Linked DNA regions of Homo sapiens: region 2 is linked to region 1. Evidence: read pairs that join two places in POLR2A ChIA-PET (ENCODE). Cell type or tissue: IMR-90. All regions are shown on one strand. Links, peaks and the distances in the headings refer to the core of each region. The heading gives the core; the rest is flanking DNA.

Region 1 (2,500 bases), core at 1-2,500:
GTTATTCTAACCCTTTCATACCTAGTTCTGTCAAACTCTAACAGTTTGTCTTTATGCTTGATAGCCTTCTCCAGACCAGACTTAATTCGCAATTCTTGATGAGGAAGAAGGTCCTTGGTAGAGATGTCCACCTTTCCAGAATTCTCCACTCCTGAAATTCAATAAGGAAGTCAAATGGTGTCAGCCTCTAAATACAAATTAGTTGTACCAGTGTGCAACAAAGAACAAAACATCAGAAGATCTGGTTCTGGCCTGATGGCCTGGAGCCTTCATTTCAACAGAAAACAAGTACACAGTCCAGGCCTTACCTGTACAGCAGTAAGCAGTGCTTGACACATGACAGGTTTTCAATAAATGGCAGGGATCTTTTCTTCCTTTATAAAAATTTGGTTCACTAAGGGCACCAAAGTATTTAAGAATGTGACATAAAAATGCCTTCTCAGTGAAGAAGACATTTGCTCAATATTACCTTTAAATATACGTTTTTTCAAGACAGGATCTAATGCTGTTGCCCAGTCTGGAGTGCAGTAGTGTGATCATAGCTCACTGCAGTCTCAAACTCTTAGGCTCAGGCGATCCTTCCACCTCAGCTTCCTGAATAGCTGAGACAACAGGCACATGCCATTGTGTCTGAATTTTTAAATTTTTGTAGAGAGGCGGGTCTCACTATGTTGCTCAGGCTGGTTTCAAAGTCCTGGCTTCAAGCAATCCTCCCAACTCAGCACCTCAAAGTACTGGGATTCCAGACATGATCCACTATGCCAGCCTAAATATACGTTTATATTATCAAAACTAAACACTAAATAATGGAAGAAAAAAGAAAATTTCACAAAAGGGGCAGAAAAAATGAACAGTTTCAGTTTAATGAGAACCTGCTAAATGCTGAGTCACTTAGTATACATGTTATTTAATTTTCGCAATAACCCTGTAAGACAGTTTGTATTATCTTTATTTTACAGATAAAGTAACTGAAGTTCAGAGATGACTATAAATTTACTGAGTTCACACAGTTAGAAATTAGACCAGTGGCCGGGTGCAGTGGCTCACGCCTGTAATCCCAGCACTTTGGGAGGCTGAGGCGGGCGGATCATGAGGTCAGGAGATCGAGACCATCCTGGCTAACATGGTGAAACCCTGTCTCCACTAAAAATACAAAAAATTAGCCAGGCATGGTGGCAGGCACCTGTAGTCCCAGCTACTTGGGAGGCTGAGGCAGGACAATGGCATGAACCTGGGACGCTGAGCTTACAGTGAGCCGAGACCGTGCCACTGCACTCCAGCTTGGGCGACAGAGCAAGACTCCATCTCAAAAAAAAAAAAAAGAAAAGAAAAAGAAATTAGACCATAGAAACAAAATCTGAGCTCGAGTATAACTCTAAAGCCAACATTGATTCCATGGTTGTGTTTTCTTCTTTGACAGCATATTGTAAATTTGTATATCCCAGAAAAGAGAGCCATAGATTATGATACACCCAAGATCCAAAATGGGTTAGGTGGCTGTGTGCAGTGGCTCACTCCTGTAATTGCAGCACTTTGGGAGGCTGAGGTGGGAGGATCACTTGAGCCTAGGAGTTCAAGACTAGCCTGGGCAACATGGTGAGAGCCCATCTGTACAAACAATTTAAAAATTAGCCAGACACGGTGGTACAAGCCTGTAGATCCAGCTACTTGGGAGGCTGAGGCAGGAGAATTGCTGCAGTAAAATGTGTTCATACCAATGTACTCCAGCCTGACAGAGACCGTCTAAAAACAAACAAACAAACAAGGACAGTACGTACAATCAGAACTATTTTTTCTCAGAATGATTACCTTAAAATCTAATTGAAAAAAACATAGAGGCATGTGCAACCTCATTAATAATAAAATTACAGGCCGAGCGCGGTGGTTCATGCCTGTAATCCCAGCATTTTGGGAGGCCAAGGTGGGTGGATCACCTGAGGTCAGGAGGCCTGGCCAACATGGCAAAACCCTGTCTCTACTATAAATGCAAAAATTAGCTGGGTGTGGTGGCAGGCGCCCGCAATCCCAGCTACTTGGGAGGCTGAGGCAGGAGAATTGCTTGAACCTGAGAGGCAGAAGTTGCAGTGAGCCAAGATCACGCCACTGCACTCCAGCCTAGGTGACAGAGACTCTGTCTCAAAACAAATAAATAAATAAAAATAAAAATAAAAAATAATAAAATTACAGCCTTTTACAACTAAAACAAATTTGAAATGTCAAAACTCAAGAGTGAACAGGATTCTGGGTACAATGCTAATATTGCTATAGATTAATATGATTTTTTTTTTTTGAGATGGAGTTTCACTCTCGTTGCCCAGGCTGGAGTGCAATGGTGCAATCTCGGCTCACTGCAACCTCCGCCTCCGGGGTTCAAGCAATTCCCAGCCTCAGTCTCCTGAGTAGCTGGGATTACAGGCATGTGCCACCATGCACGGCTAATTTTGTGTTTTTGGTAGAGACGGGGTTTCTCCACATTGGTCAGGCTGGTCTCAAACTCCCA
Region 2 (9,346 bases), core at 4,108-6,607, 67 kb after region 1:
TGCTAGGTGGGGAGGAAGGAGAAATAAGCCTACAGAGGCAGAATGGGGTCTATTTTAGAAGAGGTGTGTGTGTGTGTGTGTGTGTGTGTGTTGGAGTTTTGCTCTTGTTGCCCTGGCTGGAGTGCAATGGCACGATCTCAGCTCGCTGCAACCTCTGCCTCCTGGGTTCAAGCGATTCTCCTGCCTTGGCCTCCCGAATAGCTGGGATTACAGGCATGCGCCACCACACCCCGCTAATTTTGTATTTTTAATAGAGGTAGGGTTTCTCCATGTTGGTCAGGCTGGTCAAGATAGAATAGTACTTTTCAAAATGTGGTTTCTTGACCAGCAGCAGCAGCAGCAGCGTCTCCTGGAAATTTATTATAAATGCAGATTTTAAGGCCCTGGTCCCATACCTACTGAATTGGAAACTCTAGACTGGGGTCCAGCAATCTGTATTTTAACAAGCATGCCAGATGATTCTGATGTACACTCAAAGTTTGGGAACTGCTGTTAAGAGAGGATAATGAAAGTTAGGCAGAGGAAATTAGATTTGATGTGCTCATAAGCAGGGATCCATAGAAGATTTTTAATTTTTATTTTTTAATCATTTACTTATTTTCCATGTATCCAAGGCACGAACCAGCCATGGGCACAGACCAAGAGCCAAGATGGGATAAACAAGGGTTGCTTTATCCCTGGATGACATGAGATGGACATCACCACATTAAAGGTTCTTAAGCTAGAGAGTAACAGGAAGTATCTGTATGTATTCAAGGTAAATCTGATGGTGATCTGCACAATACTTTGGATTACTAAAAGATATGAATGAAGTGGGCTGGTTGAGGAAATGCAGACATAATCTAGTGGATGTAATCTAGCAGCAGTAAAGGCTTGTTCTAGGGAAGTATTAGTGAGAAAACATAATACTAATAATAGTGATGGCAATTTATTGAGAGTTTACATAACAAGTGGCATGTTAAATGCATTTTATTCTCACAGCAAGCCACTGAAGTGTGGCTATTCCAGTTTTACAGATCAGCAAATGAGGCAGAGAAAGGAAGGTTACTTCTGAAGTTCACACTGCTGGTATGTGGTGGAGCCAGGATGTCAAGCTCAAGAATCTCTGCCTCTAAAGCCTCTTGAAGAAACAGCTAATAATATCTGGAGAGCCACGAGAAAAAGGAAAATACTTGAGTCTGAAAAGTTTTAATCCTACTTGACAGAGTGCAAGGGGACGTCACTGTCGGAAGGGAAATAGTGCATACAGTGGGTAACAAGGGAAGTCATTTAGCCAGTTGGGAACAAACCATCTTGTAAAAGTGACCATGAGGAATAACCGATGGAAATTTTTGTATAGTGCTTTTTCAGTATAAAGTTCGAAGTAACTTTCAATAGTTGAGTTTATAGGTTTTGTTTGTTCTTGCTCATGCTGACTAAATTAGAAGAGTCACCTCATCCCGCTTTTAAAAAGGGTCTTTTAGATTTTAGAGTAGATAGTCTGTGAGTAAGTCATGCCCAAGAAGCTTACTGTAATACCACTTTTCCCTCTCTAAGCATCTTAGTCTTAAGACAGTTTAAGCTGAGTGTGGTGGCTTATGGAGGATCACTTGAGGCCAGGAGTTCAAGATCAGCTTGGGCAACATAGCAAGACTCTGTCTCTATAAAAAATAAAAAAAAATTAGCTGGGTGTCATGGCACGAGCTGGTAGTCTCAGCTACTCAAGAGATTGAGGCAAGAGGATTGCTTGAGCCCAGGAGTTTGAGGCTGCAGTGAGATCTGATCATGCCACTACACTCCAGCCTGAGTGACAGGGCAAGATGTCTTTGAAACCAACCAACCAACCAACAGAAGAAATAAATGACAGTTTAATAAATATTTCAGGCCGGGCACTGTGGCTCACGCCTGTATTCCCAGCACTTTGGGAGGCCAAGGCGGGTGGATCATGAGGTCAGGAGATTGAGACCATCCTGGCCAATGTAGTGAAACCCCGGCTCTACTAAAAAGATAAAAATTGGCCGGGCGCGGTGGCTCACGCCTGTAATCCCAGCACTTTGGGAGGCCGAGGCGGGTGGATCATGAGGTCAAGAGATTGAGACCATCCTGGCTAACAAGGTGAAACCCCGTCTCTACTAAAAATACAAAAAATTACCCGGGCGCGGTGGCGGGCGCCTGTAGTCCCAGCTACTCGGGAGGCTGAGGCAGGAGAATGGCGTGAACCCGGGAAGCGGAGCTTGCAGTGAGCCGAGATTGCGCCACTGCAGTCCGCAGTCCGGCCTGGGCGACAGAGCGAGACTCCGTCTCAAAAAAAAAAAAAAAAAAAAAAAAAAAGATAAAAATTAGCTGGACGTGGTGGTGTTTTTGAGACAGTGCCTCACTCTATTGCCCAGGTTGGAGTGCCGTGGTGTGATCATGGCTCACTGCAGTACCAACTACCCAGGCTTTAAGTGATCCTCCCACCTCAGCCTCCTAAGTAGCTGAGACCACAGGCACACACCACCATGCCTGGCTAATTTTTAAAAAACTATCTGTAGAGACAGGATTTTGCCATATTGCCCAGTCTGGTCTTGAGCTCCTGGGCTCAAGTGATCCTCTGGCCTCGGCCCCCCAAAGTGCTGGGATTACAGGCATGAGCCAACATACATGACCTTAAAGTGGTTTCACAGAAGTTCTACCTAGCAACTTCATTAGCCCTTTGCTGCAAGGTAATTAGGCTGCCCAGAATAAAACTGGACTTTACTGAGGGAGTGGTGATTCTGGGAAAGCCACCTGCAGTCTCTACCACATCATATAACAATAAAAGGTTTAGTTTACCAGGAAGATACTAGAATTCTGTTACTTATACCAGATAATACAGGTTCAACATACATAAACCTACATAACAACTACAAGGAGAAATTTATAAATTCACCATTATATTAGAATAGATGTTTTTGACATTAAAACAATACTTCCTGCCAGCAGAGATGTGCTAAAGAAAAAAAAATCATTAAAACAACACAACAAGACAGAGCTATTGGGTGAATATAGAACATTGTACTCAAGTTTTAAAGAATTAGTTTCATACAGTTACTACTATTTGCAGATATAGTTACTTTGTGGAATCCAAAATTTCTGTAATGCGAGAGGTAACAACCTTCAAAGTAGCCCTGAAAATCTCAACAAATTCAAAGAATATGTATTCTATAGACCAAACCTTCGATGACAGTGCAAACTAAATTAGGACTCAGTTTTTTAAAAAAATGACCTTTAAAAATGTTTGGAAATTTAAAAGAACACATCTAAATAACTCTTGAGGTTACAAAAGAAATAATGATAGAGGTTTACCAATGCATAACACTGAATGTTAATTAAAAAAACAACATCAAAATTGATGGATGCAACTTAGTGGTTCTTGGGCATAGCATATAGTCAAGTTTCATAAATACTCTGTGAGAGTTTGAAAAGACCATTCTCTAGTTGAGGGCAGTGGTATTAATAGAGGAAAAGAGCCTCAGAAATTGAGAACTGTCAGTCACTCCTCTTGATTTAATATTCGTATTTAAGGCCTTGTGCAATTTGTCCTCTGACAGTTGTCAGTGGGCACTACTGCTCCTCCTGTTTCTTTTGCTTTAATCTTAATTACATAATTAAAGTTCTCTTATTAGACACTAGTGGTTCTAAAATGTTAGCATGTATTGGAATTTTCTGGAGGGTTTGTTAAAACACAGATTGCTGGCTGGGCTCATGTCTGTAATCCCAGCACTTTGGGAGGCCGAGGCGGGTGGATCACCTGAGGTCAGGAGTTTGAGACCAGCTGGGCCAACATGGCGAATCCCTGTCTCTACTAAAAATACAGAAATTAGCCGGGCGTGGTGGTGGGTGCCTGTAATCCCAGCTACTTGGGAGGCTGAGGCAGGAGAATCGCTTGAACCTGGGAGGCAGAGGTTGCAGTGAGCGGAGATTGTGCCACTGCACTCCCCCTTGGGCGAGAGAGTGAGACTCTACCTCAAAACAACAACAACAATAACAACAAAAAACAAAAAAACACAGATTGCTGGTCCTCACCCCCTGAATTTCTGATTCAGCTCATCTGGGGTAGGGCCTCCAAATTTCCATTTTCAGCAGATTTGCAGATGATGTTCATGCTGGTGACCTAGGGACAATGCTTTGAGAATCACTGTACTAGAGATTACATTCACTTGACTGTATCCCTTGTAACTGCTAATTCTTTTCCTGTAGCCCCTTTTCTCTCCTCCTTAACTTTTTCCCTTCAGAATCCTGCACTTTAACTCTCCCCTTTTCTTGGAAGTACTTTTTTTTTGAGATGGAGTTTCGCTCTTGTTGCCCAGGCTGTAGTGCAGTGGCGTGATCTTGGCTCACTGCTATCTCCACCTCCTGGGTCCAAGCCATTCTTCTGCCTCAGCCTCTCAAGTAGCTGTGATTACAGGCATGCAGCACCATCCTTGGCTAATTTTGTATTTTTAGTAGAGACGGGGTTTCACCATGTTGGTCAGGCTGGTCTCGAACTCCCAACTTCAGGTGATCCACCAGCTTCCACCTCCCAAAGTGCTGGGATTACAGGTGTAAGCTATCGCGCCCGGCCAGAAGTGTTTTTTTTTTTTTTTTTTTTTTTTTTTTGAGACCGAGTTTCACTCTTGTTGCCCAGGCTGGAGTGCAGTGGCACGATCTCAGCTCACCACAACCTGCACCTCCTAGGTTCAAGCGATTCTCCTGCCTCAGCTTCCTGCGTAGCTGGGATTATAGACATGTACCACCACACCCAGCTAATTTTGTATTTTTAGTAGAGATGGGAGTTTCTCTGTGTTGGTCAGGCTAGTCTCGAACTCCTGACCTCAGGTGATCTGCCTGTCTTGGCCTCCCAATGTGCTGGGATTACAGGTGTGAGCCACCGCGCCGGGCTCAAGTGTTTTTAACCATCAAGTTGTTAGATGTCCCATGCCTATGCTTACTTAGAAAATGGTTCTTGCACATCTATAGAAGTCCTAATCTTGCTATCATACTAAATATCACTTCACATCCATTAAGATAGCTATTAAAATACACACACAGAAAGTAAAAAAGTAGTGAGGATGTGGAGAAATTGGAACTCTATTTATTGCTGGTGGGAATATAAAATGCCGCAGCCATTGTGGAAAACAGCTTGGCAGTTTCTCGAAAGGTTACACATAGGACTACCATATAGACCCAGCAGTCCTCTCTTAGGCATATATCTAAAAGAATCAAAAACAGGGTTTGAAACAGATGTTTGTACAGTACCTTTATAACAGCATTCATAATAGCCAACCAAGCGCCTGTTGACAGATGAGTGCATAAACAATATGTAGTATATACATACAAAGGAAGGAAATTCTGACACATGCTATGACGTGGGTAAACTTTGAAAACATGCTTAGTATAATAAGTCAGACACAGGACAAATATTGCATGATTTCACTTATGAGCTACCTAGGATAGACAAATTCAAAGACAAAGTAGAATAGAGGTTATCAGGGGCTGATGGGGCAGAGAAAAGCAGAGCTATTGTTTAATGGGTACAGAATTAATGTTGAGGATAATGAGAATATTTTGGGTATAGATACTGGAGACTGTTACACAATATTGTGAGTGTGTTTTCATGCCACTGAATTGTACATTTACAAAAGGTTAAATTATAAATATTATATATATTTTATCACAGTAAAAAACAAAGCCAGGTGGGTTCACATCTGTAATCCCAGAGCTTTGGGAAGCTGAGGTGGGAGGATTACTTGAGGCTAAGAGTTTGAGACCGGCCTAGGCAACATAATGAGACCCATTCTACAAAAAATAAAATAGGCATGGTGGTACCTGTAGTCCTAGCTGTTCGGGAGGCTGAAGTGGTAGAATAGCTTGAACCCAGGAGTTCGAGGCTGCAGTGAGCTATCATGGTACGACTGCATTTCAGCCTGGGTGGCAGAGCAAGATTCTGTCTCTTAAAACAGACAAAAATGTTAGTATATTACTGGAAAAACTTATTAGAAGTCTTTTTTGGTGATGAAGTTTCACTCTCATTTTTTTGTCATATGTTTCTATGAGTTCTGCTTGCTTTTGTTTTTTTGTTTTGTTTTGTTTGAGACGGAGTCTCGCTCTGTTGCCCAGGCTGGCATACAGTGGCAAGATCTCAGCTCACAGCAACCTCCACCTCCCAGGTTCAAGCGATTCTCCTGCCTCAGCCTCCTGAGTAGCTGGGATTACAGGTGCCTGCCACTGCGCCTGGATAATTTTTGTATTTTTAGTAGAGATGGGGTTTCACCATGTTGGCCAGGCTGGTCTTGAACTCCTGACCTCAGGTGATTTACCCGTCTTGGCCTCCTGAAGTGCTGGGATTACAGGTGTGAGCCACTGCGCCCGGCCGAGTTCTGCTTTTTTCAAAATAACAAGCATGTGTTTCTGAATCAGAAAAAAGTAAATAATACGTTAAAAAGACATATGTGAATATTTATAAAATATGTTTATGTGAAGGATTTTCTGTAATGTAAATCTCACTAGTGAAAATTTTTATATTACTTGAGTAGATGATTTTTCCATAGAATCGTGACTAAAACTGAGTTTTCCATGAACTGTTACTAACCTGTAAACTTCCTCTCTAATGAAAGTTATATTTTCCTTGGTTATAGATGCTTTCTAGTTTGTTATATCTATGTCAGTTATTTTGAATCTCTTACATTTTCAGATCAAAAATTAATTATTATTGTTATTTTTTTGTTTGAGATGGAGTCTTTCTAAGTTGCCCAGGCTGGTCATGAACTCCTGGGCTCAAAGTGATCCTCCCACCTCAGTCTCTTGAGTAGCTGGGATTATAGGCACATAGCACAGGACCTGCCAAAATTATTATTTAAATTTATCAATTAAGCATGTTCAGTGACATAGGTAAGTATTGAGTGCAGGTAGCATTTATGCTGACTTCAGTAGAATTCCTGGGCTTTAAAACAAATAAGAAAGGAAGAAAGGAAGTATGTAGAGTGTGGCTTATACACTTTGAGGACATTGTGGTTTTGCTTTGTAATTTTCTTGTGAATAGAATAAGGAGTGAAATGAGAGAGATCGAATCTAGTTAATCAAGATAATTTGTCAAGTAAATTTCAGTTACTTGAAAACAGTCAATTCAATTTTACATTTGTTTACTCTGTTTTGGGCATGGTGCTTTGAACGGTTTAGGTACGTAAGTCAGAGAGCAGTCCCTAGTCGCATAGAGTTCCATAGAATAGTTTGGTAGGCAGATAGGTAAAAAATAGCCACATAAATCGATAGATGGATATATGAATTAAGATGAATATTATTCATTCATGCTCCATAAATTTATTGAGCAACTGTTATACTATGTGTTAGGCCTAGTGTAGGTACTGGGGGTATAGTGACAAACAGGAAATATTTGTGCTTGCATTGAAAAAGATTACTGGGATGTTGCAGGTAAATTTTATTTTCTCCTTATTCTTAGGTTTTTGAAATGAAATGACTAGGACAATACAGGAACAACAGCAAGAATTTGTTGACTTTCATCCTTAGAGAACTCAAGTGAGGATGTAGCTTGTATGACAGTCTAGTATTTTCTTGATCAACAGAAAAGGTTGAAATTCTAATTGTTTCCATCAACATTAGAATGATTCTTTACTACTAAGCTTGTGATAGGGTTTTTAAAAAATAATAATTGTTAAAGTTGGTTATTAAAGCTTAAAATTCAAATCATCAATCACAAAGTAAATATTCATGAAAGAAATATACTGATTCTTTAGGAGGTAGATAGTGATGAGGCAGTTAATGGAAAAATCAAGTCAGTAATTTCTTGGGACAATCATCAAGGCTGCCTTTTTGTGTTTCTATAGGCAGTCATGGTGACTGACTTTGTTACCAAAGTGCAGTTATTAAAGCCCTTATTTTTTTTAAGGAAAAGTATAACAATTGAAAGAAAAATGAGGATCAGGACCTTTGTGGTACTTTATTTTTATGCCAGTAAGAAGTGTCTGTGGCTCCTCAATACTGGCTTCATCTTGATTGTTTTATTATTTATTTTCCTTGAGTAGGGAAGGAAAGCCATCTTCTCAGATAAGGTTATGTTTTTATTGTTTTAGCCTAGCTTTGCTTAAAAAAATTTTTAGTGAGGTAGACAAAACTCTTTATCAGGTATTGAAATATGTTTTTCCTAAAAGCATGTATTAGGCTACCCTTCTCACACAGGATGTGTTCTGAAATGACAGATAGATTTGCAGCAGATTCTCATTTTCTTTGTAGATTATGTGAACTGAGCAGTACTTGCAAAATAAGTCAATAATCTGAATCTTTGTAGTAACTCTTCTGGAGTTATTAGGGAAACCAAAAATGGAAATAATATTGTGGTCTCTAAGCTTACTCTAAATTAGGTAGTTATAGAAGTACACTTTTTGGTGAAGGTAAGTTTAACTGCTGTCATCTGTTAGATAAAACAGGGGTCCTGAAGCTCTGGGCCACAGACCAGTAGTGGTCCATGGCCCTTTAGGAACCGTGCTGCATAGCAGGAAGTGAGTGGCAGGTGAGTGGCAGGTGAGTGCGTGAAGCTTCATCTGTATTTAAAGCCACTCCCCATCACTTGCATTACTGCCCGAGCGCCACCTCCTGTCAGATCAATGGCAGCATTAGATTCTCATAGGAGCGTGAACCCTGTTGTGAACTGCACGTGAGAGGGATGTAGGTTATGCACTCCTTATGAGAATCTAATGCCTGATGATTGGCCAGAGTCTCCCATCACTTGCAGAAAGGACCATCCAGTTGCAGGAAAACAAGCTCAGGGCTCCCACTGATTCTACATTATGGTGAGTTGAATAATTATTTCATTGCATAGTACAATGTAATAATAATGGAAATTAAGTGCATAATAAATGTAGTGTGCTTGAATCATCCCTAAACCATTCCCCCCTGCCCTCCACCCCCAGTCTGTGGAAAAATTGTCTTCTGTAAAACTGGTCCTTGTGCCAAAAAGGTTGAGGACTGCTGAGATAAAAGATTTTAGGCTGGGCACGGTGGCTCACTCCTGTAATCCCAGCACTTTGGCAGGCTGAGGCAGGCATATCACTTAAGGTCAGGAGTTCAAGACCAGCCTGGCCAACATGGTGAAACACCATCTCTACTGAAATACAAAAAAATTAGCTGGGCGTGGTGGTCAGTGCATGCCTGTAATGAATGATTCATGTGGTAATGAGAAGACTGTATATCTTGCAGTTCTTGGGTAGAATGTTCAGTAAATATCTGTTAGGTCCATTTGTTCTCAAGTGCAGTTTAAATCCAGTGTTTCTTTGTTGACTTTGTGTCTCTAAGATCTATCTAGTGCTCGAAGATCTATCTATCTAGGGCTATCAGTGGAGTGTTGAAGTCC

Evidence for each region. Peaks named below come from ENCODE experiments on the same cell type or tissue, not always from the same donor. Only the 100,000 strongest peaks of a DNase experiment are listed, where the experiment ranks them.
Region 2: POLR2A ChIA-PET joins it to region 1 with 10 read pairs; 4 of 35 experiments call an interaction of 5 or more read pairs at or near these places.

What each region holds. Positions count from the first base shown.
Region 1 is chr15:64,403,981-64,406,480 of GRCh38, reverse strand. TRIP4 (thyroid hormone receptor interactor 4) reads right to left here. Exons shown (of 13, transcript NM_016213.5): 6 at 22-151. Among named protein-coding and RNA genes, the nearest start is that of TRIP4, 17 kb to the right of the region's middle. In IMR-90, for the core only: no CTCF peak of the experiment used is centred there; no DNase peak of the experiment used is centred there; H3K27ac peaks cover 312 bases.
Region 2 is chr15:64,333,954-64,343,299 of GRCh38, reverse strand. The region is part of intron 1 of CSNK1G1 (casein kinase 1 gamma 1); the gene reads left to right. It overlaps LOC124900364 (small nucleolar RNA SNORA48), which reads right to left and starts at 734; the gene lies at 602-734. In IMR-90, for the core only: no CTCF peak of the experiment used is centred there; a DNase peak (open chromatin) is centred at 5,339; H3K27ac peaks cover 167 bases.